2 separate regions of the Homo sapiens genome follow, and region 2 is linked to region 1. Evidence: read pairs that join two places in POLR2A ChIA-PET (ENCODE). Cell type or tissue: MCF 10A. All regions are shown on one strand. Links, peaks and the distances in the headings refer to the core of each region. The heading gives the core; the rest is flanking DNA.

Region 1 (8,930 bases), core at 931-8,930:
TCATCCCCCATGTCCAATCAATATTAATTCTACCTCCTTAAAGTCATTATGTCCATCCCATCCCTTCCATCTCCACTTTACTGCCTTAGCTCAGGCCATCAGTATTTCTCACCTGGTTTCCGGCAACAGTCTGCTAGGATTGCTCCACCTCTGGTTTCTCTCTACCCTCCTATTTGCCCTCTACAGGGCTCCAGAGTTTATTTATAAAACACAACTCTGAGGCCGGGGGCGGTGGCTCACACCTGTAATCCCAGCACTTTGGAAGGCCGAGGTGGGAAGATCACTTGAGCCTAGGAGTTCGAGACCAGCTTGGCCAATATTGCAAAACCCCGTCTCTACACAAAATACAAAAATTAGCCGGGTGTGGTGGCACATGCCCATAATCCCAGCTACTCGGGAGGCCGAGGTGGGAGGATCACCTGAGCCTGGGAAGGTTGAAGCTGCAGTGAGCCATGATCATGCCACTGCACTCCAGCTTGGATGACAGAGACCCTGTCTCATAAATAAACAAACAAACAAACAAAACACAACTCTGATTATGTTTCTACTCTGCTTAAAACCCTTCAATGAGCCAGGAATGGTAGCTCACATCTGTAATCCCAGCACTTTGGGAGGCCAAGGCAGGTGAATCAGTTGAGGTCAGGAGTTCGAGACCAGCCTGGCCAACATGGCAAAACCCCACCTCTACTACCAATACAAAAAAATTAGCTGGGAATGGTGGCACATAACTGTAATTCCAGCTACTAGGGAGGCTGATGCATGAGAATCGCTTGAACCCAAGGGTCATCGCTTGAGCTGAGATGGCGTCACTGCACTCCAGCCTGGGTGACAGAGTGACACTCTGAAAAAAAAAAAAAAAACCCTTCCATGGCTTCCCATTGTCTTCACACAAATCCAAATTCCTATGAAGGAACAAGGCTTAATGTTGTGCTTTAATGTGAATCTGCCAATCCTTTATTTCAAGCAGTCTGCAAGGAGAAAGCTAGAGCCAAAACATGTATAGCCTTATGGCTAACAAGAGAACCTACACAATATTTATATTGGCAGATTGCTTATCTAAAGTCTGGTAGGTTAATTTACAGTTTAGGTTTTAAATACTCAGTTTCCTATACCAAACGCACCAAATAGATTAAAGAGCAATTGCAACGTCCCAGAACACGTTTTATTGGCTTTGTGATCATCACGTGCTCTGTTAGAGGGAACATTCCTGTGAGATCAATCCAAAACTCTGGCATTTAAACAAATATGATGGAACTCTCTGCTACTTTTCAGTAGTTTATGATAACAAGAGACAGAGCTTATCATATTTAAACTGAGATGTGACTTTGGCCCCATTCTCCTTTTGTTTATTATGCTCCTGTGTCAATAGAACATATTTGAAACTGTCCTTATGAACCTTTGAAAATTAATCAGGAAAGCAGGGAGAGAAAGAAATGAAAACAAACCAAGCTTGCAACACATTCAGCATTAATCATTAGGTCAGCCGGCTCTCTGACCTGCTTTCTCATCGTTGTTTAGGCATATTGTCCTAGAATCACATAGATCAGACAGTATAGTTCCCCTTAACTGCTCTATTATAGATAACAACTTGAACATTATAAAATGTTGTTTCCATTTGAGATATCCTTTCAGGTCCTGCACACCAGTGAAACTAATGAGGTCAGCTGATCTGAAGGACCCCATCGACATCAGCAGTTCTGAAGGATCATACAAGGAGCTGACTCACTGAATGCAGTTTCCACATCCTGACGACTTCATCCCTTTGACCCCAACCACTCAATGACCCCAATTTTCCAGTCCCTCATTCTCCACAATCCCCTTAAAAACCCCAGCCCAGAACTCCTCAGGGAGATGGACTTGAAGATCTCCTCTCATCTCCTTGCTCAGCCGCCCTGCAATCATTAAACTCTTTCTCTGCTGCAAACCCTACTGTCTCAGTGTATTGGTATGTTGCTGTGCAGTGGGCATACAAACCTGTTGGTCCTGTAACATATTTTCTAATCTTCTCTTCTTTATTTTATTAACAAGGAAAATAACTAACATAGGAGTACTCCAAGTTTTCAAGCAACTTACTTACTTCAACAGGATTTTAACTCCCAAGGCTTCTTGTCAAATATTAATAGGATCAATAGTTTATTTTCATTTTAACCAAATAAAGTAGATGATGAATAATTTTTACTTCCACACTCCTTAACTTGGCAGGCAATGCTCTGACCATGGCTTACCTCTTAGCCCCATCTCTCACTATACCCTCCCTTGAAGTCTGGGCTCTGTCCATATGAAACTATTGGCAGCTTCCCAAAAGTGCCATTTATACTTTTGTGCCTGTGTTCCCTGTACTAATCTTATCCATGTCTTAAGAACATGGCAAAACAAATAGACAGTTGGGTTAAAAATGCACCTATAATACTTCATTACGCTTTTTTGGGGCGGGGGGACAGGGTCTTGCTCTATCACCAGGCTGGAGTACAGTGGCATAATCACAGCTCACTGCAGCCTCAACCTCCTGGGCTCAAGCAATCCACCTCAGCCTCCCTGGGACTACAGGCATGAGCAACCATGCCACACTAATTATTGTATTTTTTGTAGAGATGGGGTTTCGCCATGTTGGCCAGGCTGGTCTCAAACTTCTGAGCTCAAGTGATCCACCTGCCTCTGCCTATCAAAATGCTAGGATTACAGACATGAGCCACCATGCCCAGCTCATTCATTACACTTTTTTATTTGTGTCTATTGCCCCTAGTATGATATAGCTTTCTCAGAAGCAGAAATAATGTCATTAATTATTTTCCCCACAGTTCATCTCAGTGCCCAACACATATGTTCATTAACTATTTGTGGAATAAATGAATGAATTCATGAATGACTGAATCAACCATACCTTTACAGAATAGATCATCCTTTCAGATGCTAAAAACACCCAGAATAACAATAGGACTTAAACTAGACAGGCAATCAATGAGGCAAGTGTCGAAGTCTGCAAACAACATGGGGCAAGAAACTTGAGGCTGATAGATATACCACAAAAAAAGACTAAAAACGATGGTAGAGCCAGGTAGCATAAGGACTGAAGGAAAAAAGGGGTTTGCACCTATGTGTATGAAATCACAAAGGGAAACAAACTGAATGGTGATACTGCCTCCCAGTGGCATTTGAGATAAAGGCCTCTATGCCAGAGCACTTTTTTTTTTTTTTTTTTTTTTTTTGAAATGGAGTCTCACTCTGTCGCCAGTCTGCAGTACAGTGGCGCCATCTCAGCTCACTGCAACCTCCGACTCCCTGGTTCAAGCGATTCTCCTGCCTCAGCCTCCCGAGTAGCTGGGACTACAGGCACATGCCACCACGCCCGGCTAGTAATTTTTTTGTATTTTTAGTAGAGATGGGGTTTCACTATGCTGGCCAGGCTTGTTTCAAACTCCTGACCTCATTATCTGCCTGTCTCGGCCTCCCAAAGTGCTGGGATTACAGGCATGAGCCACCTGGCCTGGCCCGTTCCTCTGAATATACTTAATATACCCGAGGTGGGCTGATTGCTTGAGCCCAGAAGTTCGAGACCAGCCTGGACAACACGGTGAGATCCCATCTCTACAAAAAATAAAAATAACAATAAATTTAAAATTTAACCCTTTTCCCATTTGCCCCAAGAATACTTGCTGGCAGCACTTGTAGCTGCAGCATTTATCCAGAGATAACTTTGCCGTGAAATATCTTGCTTTTATTATTTTCATATTGCTCTAGTATTACTGACTTTGGAAACAAAAGACATCATTCTATTAACAGCATTCTGTTTTCAGTAGTGGTACTTCCACTTACAAAATACAGTAATTCTGATCATTAAAACTGTCAAATCCTAGAAAATGCTGAATTCCTATGTATGATGTTAACATCATTCTTTGATTAATCCACAATTCTAATTATTCCAATGACTTTAATGTTAGTTCTGTTTAGAAATAACTCCAAGAGGCCAGGCGCAGTGGCTCCCACCTGTAATCCCAGCACTTTGGGAGGATGAGGTGGGTGGGTCGCCTCAGGTCAGGAGTTCAAGACCAGACTGGCCAACATGGTGAAACCCCATCTCTACTAAAAATACACAAATTAGCCGGGCATGTGGGCAGGCACCTGTAATCCCAGCTACTCAGGAGGCTGAGGCAGGAGAATGGCTCGAGCCTGGGAGGCAGAGGGTGCAGTGAGCCGAGATTGCACCACTGCATTCCAGCCTGGGCGACTGAGCGGGACTCTACCTCAAAAGAAAGAAAGAGAGAGAAAGAGAGAGAGAGAGAGAGAAAGAAAAAGAAAGAGAAAGAAAGAAAGAGAGAGAGAGAGAGAAAGAACTCCAAGAACAGTTTTTATATTTTATTTTCACATTGGAAATCAGTCAGATTTGTTTCAGCCTCAAAGAGCATGCTTATGTAAAATTAAATGACTGCTGGCAGCGAGCTGCACTTTTTCCTTCCAAACAGGAAAAGCGTTAAAAAAAAAAAAAAAAAAAAAAAGAGGCTAGGCGTGGTGGCTCACGCCTGTAATCCCAGCACTTTGGGAGGCTGAGGCGGGTGGATCACAAGGTCAGGAGATCGAGACCATCCTGGCTAACATGGTGAAACCCCATCTCTACTAAAAAAATACAAAAAAAATTAGCCGGGCGTGGTGGCGGACACCTGTAGTCCCAGCCACTCAGGAGACTGAGGCAGGAGAATAGCGTGAACCCAGGAGACGGAGCTTGCAGTAAGCCAAGATCGCGTCACTGCACTCCAGCCTGGGCGACTGAAAAAGACTCCGTCTCAAAAAAAAGAAAAGAAAAGAAAAAGAAAATAGGGATGATGTTGGCAACTACCGCATAGAGTTCTCATGAGGGATAAATTCATAAAATGGTACCTGACATCATGGCAAAAGCTATATACAGGAATACCTCATTTTATTGTGCTTCACTTTATTATGCTCCAAAGATATTGCATTTTTTACACATTGAAGCTTTGTGGCAACCCTACATACAGTGAGTCTATTAGTGCAATTTTTCCAACAGCATGTGTTTGCTTCATGTCTCTATGTCACATTTTGGTAATCCTTGCAATATTTCAAACTTTTTCATTATTATTGTATCTGTTACGGTGATCCGTGATCAGTGATCTTTGAGGTACTATTGTAATTGTTTGGGGGTGCAACGAACTGTGCCTATATAAGAAGACAAACTTAATCAATAAATGTTGTGTGTGTTCTGACTGTTCTGCCAATATGCTGTTCTCCTCTCTCTCTCCCTCTCCTCAGGCCTCCCTATTCCCTAAGACACAACAATATTGAAACTAAGCCAATTAACAACCCTACAATGACCTCTAAGTATTCAAGTGACAAAAAGAGCCCCACATCTCTCACTTTAAATCAAAACGTAGAAATGATTAAGCTTAGTGAGAAAGGAATGTTGAAAGCTGAGACAGACCAAAACCTAGGCCCCTTGCACCAAGCAATTAGCCAAGTTGTAAATACGAAGGAAAAGTTCTGTTTTTTTGAGACAGGTCTCAGTCTGTTGCCCAGGTTGGAGTGCAGTGCCCTAATCTTGGCTCACTGCACCCTCCGCCTCCTGGGCTCAGGTGATCCTCCCACCCCAGCCTCCCAAGTAGCTGGCACCACAGGCCTGCGCCACCACACCTGGCTAATTTTTGTAGTTTTTGTAGAGATGAGGTCTCGCTATGTTGCCCAGGCTGGTCTCAAACTCCTGGACTCAGGCAATCCTCCCACCTTGGCCTCCCAAAGTGCTGGCATTACAGGCGTGAGCCACTGCACTCGGCCTTAAATTTGAGACAGAGTGTTACTCTGTCACCCAGGCTGGAGTGTAATGGCACGATACTGGCTCACTGCAACCTCTGCCTGTCTGACTCAAGTGATCCTCCCACCTCAGCCTCCTGAGCAGCTGAGGCCACAGATGCATGCCACCACACCCTGTTAATTTTTCTGGGCTTTTTTGTTTGTTTGGTTTGGTTTGGTAGAGACAGGGTTTTGCCATGTTGCCCAAACTGGTCTTGAACTCCCTGACTCAAGCGATCTGCCCACCTTGGCCTCCCAAAGAGCTGGGATTACAGGTGTAAGCTATCAGGCCTGGCCTGGAAAAGTTCCTTCCCGGAAAAGTTCCTGAAGAAAATTACAAGTGCTACTTCAGGGAACACACAAATGATAGGAAGGTGAAACAGCCTTATTGCTGATATGGAGAAACTTTTAGTGTGCTGAATAGAAGATCAAACCAGCCATAACTTCCCTTAAGCCAAAGCCTCACCCATAGCAAGGTTACTCTCTTTAATTATATGAAAGCTGAGACAGGTGAGAAAGCTGCAGAAGTTTGAAGCCAGCAGAAGTTGGTTCATGAGGTTTAAGGAGAGAAGCCATCTCCATAAGATAAAAGTGCTAGACAAGGCTAGAGGTAGTGGCTCACACAAGTAATCCCAGCACTTTAGGAGGCCAAAGCAGGTGGATCACTTGAGGCCAGGAGTTTGAGACCAGCCTGGCCAACATAGTGAAACCCTGTCTCTACTAAAAATACAAAAGTTAGCTGGGTGTGGCAGTGCACACCTGTAATCCTAGCTATTTGGGAGGCTGAGGCATGAGAATTGCTTGAGCCTGGGTGACCAAGGTTGCAGTGAGCCATGATTGTGCCACTGCATTCCAACCTGGGCGACACAGCGAGACTCTGTCTCAAAAAAATAAGTAAAATAAAATAAAACTATGTTTTTCATGTGACATGTTATTCATGTGACTGCCCACTCTAGCCCACAATTGCCATAAGGTATCATTACACAGTAAGAGTGATTGGCAGATCTCCACATCAATAGCAGATGGGTTCCCTTCATACTTGTAAAGCTCTCCATGATTCTGCAAGCTTCCTATAATTCATATTTTCTTATACCTGGGTGTTCTATTTGAGAGACTAAATATATGAACAGCAGCCAGACCATATATAAAAACAGAACTCTGACCCACAATCTACAGCAACCTGCTGGGGAAACCAACCCCCTTATCTATAATAAACAGCACAGGAAGCAAGCTTGCTACAAGTCAGACTTGTATAAAGTCAAACTGCTATCTCTAATGATGATCCTGGAGGCCAAACAACAACCCCTGTAGCAATGGGCCCAAATGCCTTAACTAGTATCCTACAGCTTCCTTAACAGCTTCCAACATAGGTCCAACCAAAGAAAGCCAAACACCCACCCCTAAACCAATCACATACCGCATCCTACTACTAGTTAGCCCAGGTACAGCTTCTCCATGCCAACAGCCTCCAATCAAAGAATACCTTGACGGCTTCCCTTTTTTATAAAGCTTTCCTACTCCTCTGCCTGCCTTTGAGTCCTGTCAAATGCAAGTGATGATGGCTGACTCCCTTGCTATAGTAAGCTCTGAATAAATAGCCTATGCTTTTCTCATTTGGTTATTTATTTCCACATATTGGATCTAGTAATTCATGAAATTCCATGAAGAACTAATTTCCAAAACTTTTTTTTTTTTAGACACGGTCTTTCTCTGTTGCCCAGACTGGAGTGCAGTGGCACTATCATGGCTCACAACAGCCTGGACCTCCCAAGCTCGAGAGATTGATTGCCCCCTCCCCCCACTCCCCGCCCCCAACCCTTCAGCCTCTAGGGTAGCTGGGACTACAGGCGCACGCAACTACATCTGGCTAGTTGTGTGTGGGTGCGTGTGTGTAGACAGAGATCTCACAATGTTGCCCCAACCGGTCTCGAACTCCTGGCCTCAAGCGATCCTCCTGCCTTGGCCTCCCAAAGTGCTGACGTTACAAGCATGAGCCACCGCACCTGCCTACAAACGTTTTTAAAAGATACTGGTGTCGGCCAGGCGTGGTGGCTCACACCTGTAATCCCAGCACTTTGGGAGGCTGAGGCGGGCGGATCACGAGGTCGGGAGATCGAGACCATCCTGGCTAACACGATGAAACCCCGTCTCTACTAAAAATAAAAAAATAAAAAAATAAAAAAAAATTAGCCGGGCGTGGTGGCTGGCGCCTGTAGTCCCAGCTACTAGGGAGGCTGAGGCAGGAGAATGGCGTGAACCCGGGAGGCGGAGCTTGCAGTGAGCCGAGATCGCGCCACTGCACTCCAGCCTGGGCAACAGAGCGAGACTCTGTCTCAAAAAAAAAAAAAAAAAGATACTGGTGTTATTTCTAAAACATCCAAAAAGTTCACGTGGAGCATCCTTTTTACTTCATCTTAATAACCTAAATCAATATGCTATAGGTCTCACATTTCCGGAGAAGATCCTCTTCCTGGAATGGACGCGGCCTTCTGCCCACAAGAGCGGTGGCCCTAGTGCCCGAACGCGTGGGCAGATCGCAAACTGCTGCGTCTCCCGCAGCCCCCGCGCGCACCAAGTGGGAACTACAATTCCCGGCGGCCCCGGCGGACTGCGGGCCGCCGGGTCAGACAGCCGACCTCGGCCATAAGCGCCTGCGCAGTCGCGGGGCCGCCGGCCGTGCTGTTCCCGCCAATTCCTGTGGTAATCCTTACCGTGGCGAGTTCCGCGCTCAATGGAGACGTTTGACCCCACCGAGCTGCCCGAGCTGCTTAAACTTTATTACCGGAGGCTCTTTCCCTACTCTCAGTACTATCGCTGGCTCAACTACGGTGGAGGTGATGGAGGCGAGGAATGGGTTCGGGAGCGGAGTGTGAGGAGGTTGGAGGCGGGGTGTCCTTAGAATGACAATATGAAGCGCCTTCTGTGCACCAGGCTTTGTGCCGCGCGCCTTCATTTGCTCTCTCGAGCCCGCCCCACCACTTCATAGGTGTAAATGGGCCGAGAGAGGATATAATAAGCCAGCCTGCGGCCACGCTGTAAAAAAAAAAAAAAAAAAAAAAAAAACAGAGCCGCCGCTCCTACCTCTGCGTGGTCAGGCTCACATTAGGTGCCCCGTTTACCTGCAGCGGTGCCCA
Region 2 (9,860 bases), core at 710-8,709, 180 kb before region 1:
GGTGTTCTCAATAGGGATTCGGACAGAGGACACAGGAACCAATGTTTGACCCTCTTGAAACCATGACCCTCAAAAAACCATCTGGTTACTTTAGTTCTAGAGCAAAAGCTAAAAAGTGCAGCCATGTGCAGCAAGTTGCCTTCTAGTCTGAGGGGAGCATGGGCTGTGAACAAGAGGGAGGAGGAGGCAGGTGCCTTCATGGGGATCTGGGGATAAGAGGGATGAACTCAGGAGGAAATTGAAGAGAGAAGTTGGATTATCCCTGCCCTGTCTCAGCCCTTTCTGCCACCAAGGTGAGGGGCAATTGTTTCCTTTCCAGGAGTGAATCAAGTAGCCTGGGGTCACAGGAGTGCACAGAGGGACAAGGAAGCAATGACATGTCACAAAGGCACTGGCAGGCCTCTTTGTAGCACTTTGTAGCGACCTCTTTGTAGCACTCAGTGACCGGCCCTCACTTTAACATCATTGCACTTGGGAGGGGTGCTGTTTCATGGGGTGAGAAATAGAGTGGTGGGAGGGAGCTCTCAAGTTCAGGGTCATGTACCTCACTTCCCTCACCTCTGTTCTAGTTTTTTTCTGGGACGTTATTCAGGACTCTGGTGATATTAGGAGGAAAGAACCACATTTTGCTGCTTAGGAAGGGAGACCCAATCACAGATAATGGCATCCCACTTCCTTGGGCTCTGAGCTTCATGGCCCACCTGTCAACCTGAAGAATCCACACTTGTGGAAGGTCTTGAGCAACTGGGGGTGGGTGAGCCCACACCTGCTCTTCCTCCTGTCTACCTCATCAGGGTGTGTCTTGGACCTCAGCAGTCTATGCTCTCCCACTGGAGGGAAATGGCCTGGCAGAGGAGAGGGCTCCTCTCCTCTGAGATACCTGTGTGCATGGGGTGGGGATGGGGAGTGCAGCTACCAACCTGACCTATCAGACCTTAGGGGCCAGCTTGGCAAGGAATGCTGTCATCTGAGAGAGGGAGGCATTTCTAGCCCTGGGAAGAAGAGCCTTCTATGTGGTCCTACCTCCCTCACACCCCCCACCCTCATGGACTGTGTGTTTAGTTTGAGGCCAGGGGAACACTGCCAGCATAGAGGCCCAGGAGGTGCTGAGTCAGGCCCAGGCCTGTGCTGGGGCAGTTCTGAGTTATCCTTATGCTAAGTCAGACCCAACTCCTGGACCTCACCTGTGTCCTCAAGGACTGGGATACCCAATGCCCCGGACCTGCTCAGTCTTGAGTGACATGGTCTGACCTGTTTCAGCCAAGACTTCTCTGTTCATTCACCCAGGAGGCAGACAGAGACTGGGAGATTGTTCCCAGATCCCGCATAGGAGGTGCTCTGCCTCAGGTTGGTTATGAAGTAGGTGTGGTTTGCTTTCTACCATTTCCCACCTCCATCCCCTATAAGCTTTAGGTCTGCTCTTTGGGGGTGGGTTCATAATCTGGCCCCCTCCCCTACTTTGTTAAGGAACGGCCAAACCCTGCGGGGCTTTCCCAGGGTGACACCTGCTTTATGTGATTCCACGCTGGTCAGACTTGGCAAATGGTGGATCACAGAGATACATCCTTTGTCCCTTCACACTAGAGAACTTTGTGGTCCCATTTCTGTGTCAGACTCGCTAAGCCATGAAGGTGTGAGCTAGGACCAGGCTCATCCCAAGGAATGGTGACCCTAGATGTTGATCCAAAGAACCACAGAGGCTCCAGCATCATTCCCTGCATCTTATGCAATTCTGGGTGTGGCCCCTCACTACTCACACCTCTGGTTTCCTTATTTCCTTTCCTTTACCACCTTACCTCTTAGCTTTCTGTAAATTATTTGCTAAATTGCCTAGAATCTCTGTTTCTCCTCCAAGTCCCGACCCTGAGAATTTTCTATGTCTCTGGCCCCAGTTCTCTGCTCCTCCTATATCTCATCCCCTCTTACAGTCAAGGCCTCTGCCCAGACAATTCCCTCAGCTGCCCAGTGAACTCATGATCCCTCCTCATCATCTTGCCCAGGGCTGCTTACTGGTGACCTGAGTATGACCCCCACAGGGTGTCAGGCCTGAGTCCCCCAGGTCTTTCTGCTTTCTGGTGGCTAAGCTTCACATGCCAGCCTCCCCTATAGGAGGGCCCTGCTGCCTCTAGCCTCAGGACAATGGAGGTACATCCACCCTAGGAGAAATCCATTGCTTTTCATCCTCTCTCATGATGGAGACTTACCTAAGAATTCCAGAGAGCTGATGACCTGCGACTTGTTTCTCTTGGGGTTTGGAAGGTACAGAACCAATGTTGTTTGTTTTACATTAATAAATTTGTCTTGAGTATTTTCCCTGAAAATAAACTTATTTACATACCTGCACTCACGACAAATGATTTTGATCCCTGGAGACCAAAATCCCCAGGCTGGGTTGGGGGCAGGGTGGGGACAGGATTTCTAGGGGAGCTGTCTGGGGTGAGTCCTCATCTTTCATTTGCCTGCCTTACACCGCCTGGGTGAGCCACCACTCATCACCAACATTACAAGTGGATTATTTCCAATTCTTGGCAGCTTTACCCATCAGGGCAGGGGGAGAGAGGGAGGCAGCTACCAGGGCTGTCAGAGGTGACAAGGCTTCAGGTTGGACTTGAATTTCTTGCATCTGGGCTAATTGCTGTGGTGATGCATCCACCTATAAAAATTACAGCGTGGCTCACCCAGGGACCTAGATTTGTTGCAAGCTGTGGGAGGAAGGAGAGTTCTTCTTCCAGGTGGTTTCCTGCAGACTGCCTGCTAGGGCTCAGAGGACCAGCTTCTTCCCTGCTGTCTCCTGAGCCCAGTCCCTCTTGGCCATCACATTCCCCTTGCCCTATGGCGGCCCTCACAGACCTCTCATTTATGTATCGCTGGTTCAAGAACTGCAATCTGGTTGGCAACCTCTCAGAGAAGTACGTCTTCATCACAGGCTGTGACTCTGGCTTCGGGAACCTGCTGGCCAAACAGCTGGTTGATCGGGGCATGCAGGTGCTGGCTGCTTGCTTCACTGAGGAGGGATCCCAGAAACTTCAGCGGGATACCTCCTATCGGCTGCAGACCACCCTACTGGATGTCACCAAGAGCGAAAGCATCAAGGCGGCGGCCCAGTGGGTGAGGGACAAAGTGGGCGAACAAGGTGGGGCGAATTACATTCTTTGGCTTTCTTGGTTTCTCCTTCTTCCTCTTCCTCTCTCCCGAAGCATCTGACAGTATCAGAGACCCTGATGTCCAGATTGGGTGGGAGGGGTGATGTAGGGAAAGGCCCCTGCCTCAATCTGATTGGAAGCCACTGCATGGTTTGGCCTGTTCACATGAAGGGGTGATTTCCCAAGGAAGTTTTCTGTCCTGGAAACTCAGAGAAACGGGAAAGAGGTCTCAATAGGAAGCGAGGGGGGAAGATGTGTTCTGTGTGTCCAAACCTCTAAAAATGGACGTGCCTGGCTGGGCGTGGTGGCTCACGCCTATGAGCCCAGCACTTTGGAAGGCCGAAGTGGGAGGATCATGAGGTCAAGAGATCGAGACCATCCCGGCCAACATGGTGAAACCCCATCTCTACTAAAAAGTATAAAAATTACCTGGGTGTGGTGGCACGTGCCTGTAGTCCCAGCTACTCAGGAGGCTGAGGCAGGAGAATCACTTGAACCCGGGAGGCGGAGGTTGCAGTGAGCCAAGATTGCGCCACTGCACTCCAGCCTCGTGACAGAGCAAGAATCCCTCTCAAAAAGAAAAAAAAGAAAAAAAAAGGATGTGCCTCTCTGATGTTTCAGCAGTCCTAACCATCAGCTCCTGGGGAAATACAAACACATTTCTTGTTGGGATCAGGATGGGGGAGGGGGAATGAGACAGGAGGCTGGATCCCATGAGTGGGTGCAGTTTGTCTCCTTGACTATGTCAGGCAGGGGAGAAAGAGATCTGGTCTCTTCTTGACATCATGGTGGGTGTTGATTTGACTTCAGGGCAAGTATGTATGTCACAGTGGCTGCTCCTATTGGGAAAGGAAGCTGTGGACTGGGGCTGGCCCAGGACTGTGTGGGGACCTGCCTCATGCACTTCCAGCACACAGGGTGTGGGCCCAGGAACAGGAGGAACAGGATGGCTGAGTTGCAGAAGCAGCAGACTAGAGGAAGTCCTCCCTCCTAAAGGAACTAGTCTGGAGCCCATGCGCAGGTCAGGGCAACAGAGCCCTGGAGCCAGGGGGATCTAGACAGTAACTCCCTGCTTGATTCTTCTCCTTAGCACTTATCACTAGTCAATGTACAATAGATTTTACTTATTTATTGTCTGTTTCCTCTGCTAGAATAAAGCTTCCTGGGGACAAGGATTTTTGTCCCTTTTATTTACTGTACATCCTTAGTACCTAGAATAATGTCTGGCACCTAGTAAGGTACTGAATAAATAGATTTGAGTGAGCTAATTAATTAATAATTCAGCAAGAGTGAGCCTCTGTCTTCAGCAGGCTGTCTCAGCCAGTTCCCTACATTCAGCCTTGAGCCACTTGCCTTAATACCTCACTTAGCATGTGAGTTTCCTGTTGCTATTGTAACAAATAACACAACTGTGGGGTCTGAAGACAATACAAACATATTATCTTGTAGTTGTGGAGGAGTAATGTCTAAAATAGGCCTCACTGATCTAAAATCAAAGTCAGCAGAGCTGTGTTCCTTCTAGAGGCTGTAGAGGAGAATCCGTCTCATCGACTTTTCCAGCTTCCAGAGGCAGCTGGCATCCCCTGGCTCCTGGCCTGCTACCTCCATCTTCAAGGCCCGCAAGGTTGGGCCCAGTCTTTTTCACACTTTTCTCAAGCTCTCTGATTCTCCGGTTTCTGCCTCTTTCCACTTAGGACTTGTGATTATATTGGGCTCACCAGGTTAATCCAGGATAATTTCCCGTGTTAGCTTCCTCCCTAACTTTAAGGACAATTAATTAGCAACCTCCATTCCACCTGCAACCTTAATTCCCCTTTCCCATGTAATCCAGCAGATTCACAGGTTCCAGAGATAATGAGGATGGGGACATCTTTGGGGGACCATTATTTTGCCTAAGCCACTTGGCAATATCCTGGTCTAAGAAACACTGGGAACTGGGGTGGGTAGGGGGATGGGAGAGGAAGTTCTTTCATGCTTTCTCATTGCTCCTGAATGGAGAAAGGCAGGGAGACTGGGTAGGGGCATGGCTTGGGTGGGGACCCCAGCCCTAGAGGGAGGGGTGGACTAGGATTTATGTTTGTGTTGAGACCTGCCCTCAGGAGACAGTGGGATGCGCCTGCAGAGTATCTTGGGGCTGCTGAGGCTGGGGCTGTGGTGCGAATCACCAGGCAGTAGGACTTGGGGAATCCTTGCATGAAGGAGCTGGAAGGGGTCCTTGAGGAGTGTTTAGAGGGGTTTACAGTAGAACCCCAATATGTAAAACAAATGAAAGGAGAGCTTCTCCTGCATTTTCCTCCCCCTAGAAGGCTTGCAAAATACAGCCTGGAAACAACTGTTTTAGTCTAATCTGATGAAGAGCCTGAGGCCCAGAGAGGGAAGTGACTTGTTCAAGGCTGGAGGTAAAACCAGGACTGGACCTGAAGCTCTTCAACCCTGGGCCCCTGCAGAGTTGAATGACAACACTTAGCATTATTTCTTTCCATTTGTACCAACCTAATTGAAATATCTCAAGGATAGTCCTCATCACATTTTCCATAATTATTTTATTTAAATATTTTATATATTTATTTATAAATATTATTATTTCCTTCTAGGCTTGTGAGTTCCTTGAGGGATAAGATGCTGTGTTGTTCATTTTATGTCTCCTTTGCCCTGTATTTTACTTTATTTTATTTTATATCGTTTTATTTCATTTTATTTTTAGAGACAGAGTCTCACTCTGTCACCCAGGCTGGAGTGCAATGGCACCATTATAGCTCACTGTAACCTCGAACAAGGTAACCTGTAACCCGGGCTCAAGTGATTCTCCCACCTCAGCCTCCCAAGTAGCTAGAACTACAGGCACATACCACCACGCCTGACTAATTTTTTTTCTTTTTTTGTAGAGACAGGGGTCTTACTCTGTTGCTCAGGCTGGTCTCAAACTCCTGGCCTCAAGTGATCCTCCCACCTCAGCCTCTCAAAGGGTTGTGATTACAAGTGTGAGTCACTGCACCTGGCCTCCTTCACCCTGTAATTGTCACAGACTAGATAAATGCATGAATAAATGTGTGAAGATGAATGAATGAATGGATTGATTTTGGTAGTATGTGAAATGCAGTTGGTTATACTTAAGTGAATAGAGAGGGAGAAGTATGATGGGGAAGGGATCTAAACATTAATTCATTGGTATGAAAATGAAACTCTTATCCCAAAGCTGATAGCTGAAATGCTGTCACCTAACACCTCGATTGTAGCTAGTACAGAGCGCCAGCTAGCCGGCAGACTTTATGTGAATCAGGAAAAAGTGTCCCTTCAGGGAAAACGAGTTAGTAAAAGACACACCTTCCTTTTATGTTATAGCCTGACCGAGTTATGTCTTGTGCACCTGCTCAACCATCCTTGAGGGCACTGAGCCGGTGGGGAGCAGAACTTGGTTCTTTCCCAGGCCCACTGATGATTTCTGTGTGGTTCATCTCACCCCCAGGCCTCTGGGCCCTGGTGAACAATGCTGGTGTGGGCCTGCCCAGTGGTCCCAACGAATGGCTGACCAAGGATGACTTTGTGAAGGTGATTAATGTGAACCTGGTGGGACTGATCGAAGTGACCCTTCACATGCTGCCCATGGTCAAGAGAGCCCGGGGCAGGGTTGTCAACATGTCCAGCTCTGGTGGTCGTGTGGCTGTCATTGGTGGTGGCTACTGCGTCTCCAAGTTTGGCGTTGAGGCCTTCTCTGACAGCATAAGGTAACTGGGCCCTGGTACTGAACAATTCTGGGTGAAAATCCCAGAGATTAGAGAGGGTTGGGAGTGACAGCATGTGGGCAGGGGAATTCCGCAGACAGGAAGCTAACACAATAGCAGAAGGAAGGTTAGACCTCAAGGTGCTTTCTCCAAGGACCAAGAGCAGGGATGAGGAGAAGAGGTAGGGTGGAAATACAAGGCATCAGGTGGGCCTTCCCTTGAGCGGCACCAGGGTGAGTGAAACCCTGTTTGGGCCTGTGAGAGGAGGGAGAGTCCCCCAAACAGACAGACAGGCCTGGAGGCACAGGTCCCCTCTGGGAGGTCCTTAGAGGAGCGTGCAGGCCTTGTGTATATCCACACCATTCACCGTGTGGGTGTTGAGTGAGGGGTTGCTAATGGGAGGGACCTGGTGGGAGGCAAGGCTTTGGCCTAGATTCTCTATTGACTTCTTCCCGCTGGTTGTGCCTAATGCAAATTGCCCAGAGACTGTTGGGCCAGTTTTGGAAAGGGCTGAGTCCCTAAGGAAGGGCTTATTTGCACAAAGGCAATGCCAGGGCCAAGTACAGGGGTGAGAGAAGCATCTCTAGGTTCCTGAAAGACCAGCCCATCCAGAGGTGACTCTCCGTGATGATTGTCATCTTGGGGCCCAGACTGACTGCAACTCTTCTTTCCCAGGCGTGAGCTCTACTACTTTGGGGTGAAAGTCTGCATCATTGAGCCAGGGAACTATCGGACAGCCATTCTCGGCAAGGAGAACCTGGAGTCACGCATGCGAAAGCTTTGGGAGAGGCTGCCTCAGGAGACCCGGGACAGCTACGGAGAGGATTATTTCCGCATCTGTAAGTTCCTGGGGCAGGAGAGGGGTCTCTGAGGGGGGCGAGTGGGTCTTGGGGTCATTAGCTGGCTTTCCGTTTACAGATGGTGAGACAAAATGCAGAGGAGTTCAGGACCCAAGGTCACATAGTGGCACAGCTGGGGTTTGAGAATAGAGAGCAAGTGGCAGAATCATCACTTCTGGAGCAGCCCGGGGAGTTAAGGGCAATTCAGCCCACTCCTGGCACCTGCCCCCACAGCATCATGATGCAGGGGAATCAGGTGAAAATGCACTGAGATAAATACAGCAAAGAGATCAAGGGCATGGCTGCTGGAGCCGGACTGCCTGGGTTCAAATCCTGGCTCTACTACTTACCAGCTAGGAGACTTTGGACCTATTACCTAGTTTTCCCATGCCTCAGTTTTCTTATTTACAAAATGGAGCTAAAGATAGTGCCTCCCTCATGGGGTTGTTATGAGGGTTAGTATGTGTGAAGTACTTTGCACATTCTGAGTGCTTGTTAATAAAGAAGAAAATGAGCACATGGGGATTTAAAAGGGAGGGTCTCTAGGCAACTCTCTTTCTTTCCCTGAGCTGAGGGTCTCCTGTGAATCATAGGTGTTTTTGGAGGGTAGAGGTGGGACACGGCAGCTGTTTACCCTGCTGCCCCAAAACTTTCTGCCACGAAAGTTGTCTGCTGGATGTCGTACGTCAACAGAGCACAAAGCCAAGTCAGCCATTTTTTTCACTTAATACATACACACTTTATTGCATTTTTGTTTTTTGTTTTTGTTTTGAATCAGTAATACAAAGCATGCAAGGCTGCCATGTCCCAAGCCTGTGTGGGGCTGGAGAGCTGGAGCGGACACAGCAGTATGCCTGCCCTTCACTGCCTGTAGCTTATGGCCCAGTAGGGGAGACAAACATAAATCAAAACACATGTGTTTATGGTAGATGTGGATAAGTGCTACAGAGGAGAAACAGGGTTGTGAAAGAAGAATGGAGCAGGAAGTTGCGGTCCCAATTCAGACTATGGTGAAGGGGAGAGCTTCTGAGTTGACTTTGAGGAGGAATAAGAGTTAGGTGTTGCTGGGAAGGGGAAAGAGGGGATGCGTAGGGACTTTTTTTCTGCAGGAAGGCTCTGAGGCAGAAAACTCCATTTGAGGAACTTTAAAGAAACCAGCAGGTGGGAAGCAATGGGAGGTAGCTGGGGTATACGGAATAAATTAGAGCATCAAAGCACACTGAGGATTAAGGGGTGAGGGAGAGGAAGCTATCAAGGGTGAGTGTTAGCTTTACAGCTTGAAGAACATGGTGAATGGAGGTGTCTTCATTCATTGATTTAGGGAAGTCTCAGGGAAAAATGTTTGGAGTACTCCTTAGATAAATTCATCTTTTAGTGCTAGACATGTTAGGATTCTGTGAGAAGAAAATGTCTAAGGATTTACACTAGTTGGGACTTACTCAGTGACAGAAGATCCAATGCAAATTATTTAAGCAGAAAAGGAATTTCTTGCCTCACCTGACTAAAAAGTTGAGCAAGATAAGCTTCAGGTACAACCTGACCCAGACTGCAAATGATGTTGCTAGGACCTGGTTCCACCCATTTCTTGGCTCTGCTTCTTTTGCACTGACTCCAGTCTCTAAGCTCTCTCCCCTGTGGGAGCCACATTGCTGCAGCCTCTCTTCACCTCCACCTAGGGTGAGGTCTGCTGGGAAAATAGGAGAGTTATTTCCAGTACCTCTCCCAAAAGTCCTAATGTACACTCCGACTTGGAGGACCTTATGGTGACCGCGTCATGGGGGACCACAAGATGCACCCAACCCTAAACCAATCACTGCGCCCAGGGGAATGTGAAGGTGTGATTGGCTCAGGCTGGGCTGTGTGCTCTGCCCAGACCAATGGACACAGTGTGGGGGAGGCATAGGTCCCCAGAGGGAAATCTGCAGCTGTTGGGAACAAGGAGAGAAGATGTTAGCATGTGTGGGGAAGAATATTTATCCTCTGTGTGATCATTCTTAGCAAAGAGTAGTTCAAATTATTTGTGGAGCTGCTTGGAGGCTGGGGTGAAATGGGTTCAGCCAGTGTCTGGAAACCTCACAAAGTCATTTTCTAAGTAAGCACTCAGGGTGAAGAGAGCTTGTAGCATCTTTAGTGTGGTCCATGAAAGAATATGTATA

What was found. ChIA-PET counts read pairs that join two places held together with the same protein. Peaks named below come from ENCODE experiments on the same cell type or tissue, not always from the same donor. Only the 100,000 strongest peaks of a DNase experiment are listed, where the experiment ranks them.
Region 2: POLR2A ChIA-PET joins it to region 1 with 5 read pairs; 3 of 35 experiments call an interaction of 5 or more read pairs at or near these places.

Annotation. Positions count from the first base shown.
Region 1 is chr12:56,751,896-56,760,825 of GRCh38, reverse strand. PRIM1 (DNA primase subunit 1) reads left to right here and starts at 8,503. Exons shown (of 13, transcript NM_000946.3): 1 at 8,503-8,630. The coding sequence starts at 8,528. RefSeq lists a silencer at 8,567-8,861. In MCF 10A, for the core only: CTCF peaks have their summits at 3,133 (motif pointing left) and 8,323; DNase peaks (open chromatin) are centred at 3,135 and 8,455.
Region 2 is chr12:56,927,234-56,937,093 of GRCh38, reverse strand. It overlaps SDR9C7 (short chain dehydrogenase/reductase family 9C member 7), which reads left to right and starts at 2,686. Exons shown (of 4, transcript NM_148897.3): 1 at 2,686-3,133; 2 at 6,610-6,868; 3 at 7,541-7,704. The coding sequence starts at 2,833. In MCF 10A, for the core only: no CTCF peak of the experiment used is centred there; a DNase peak (open chromatin) is centred at 5,523.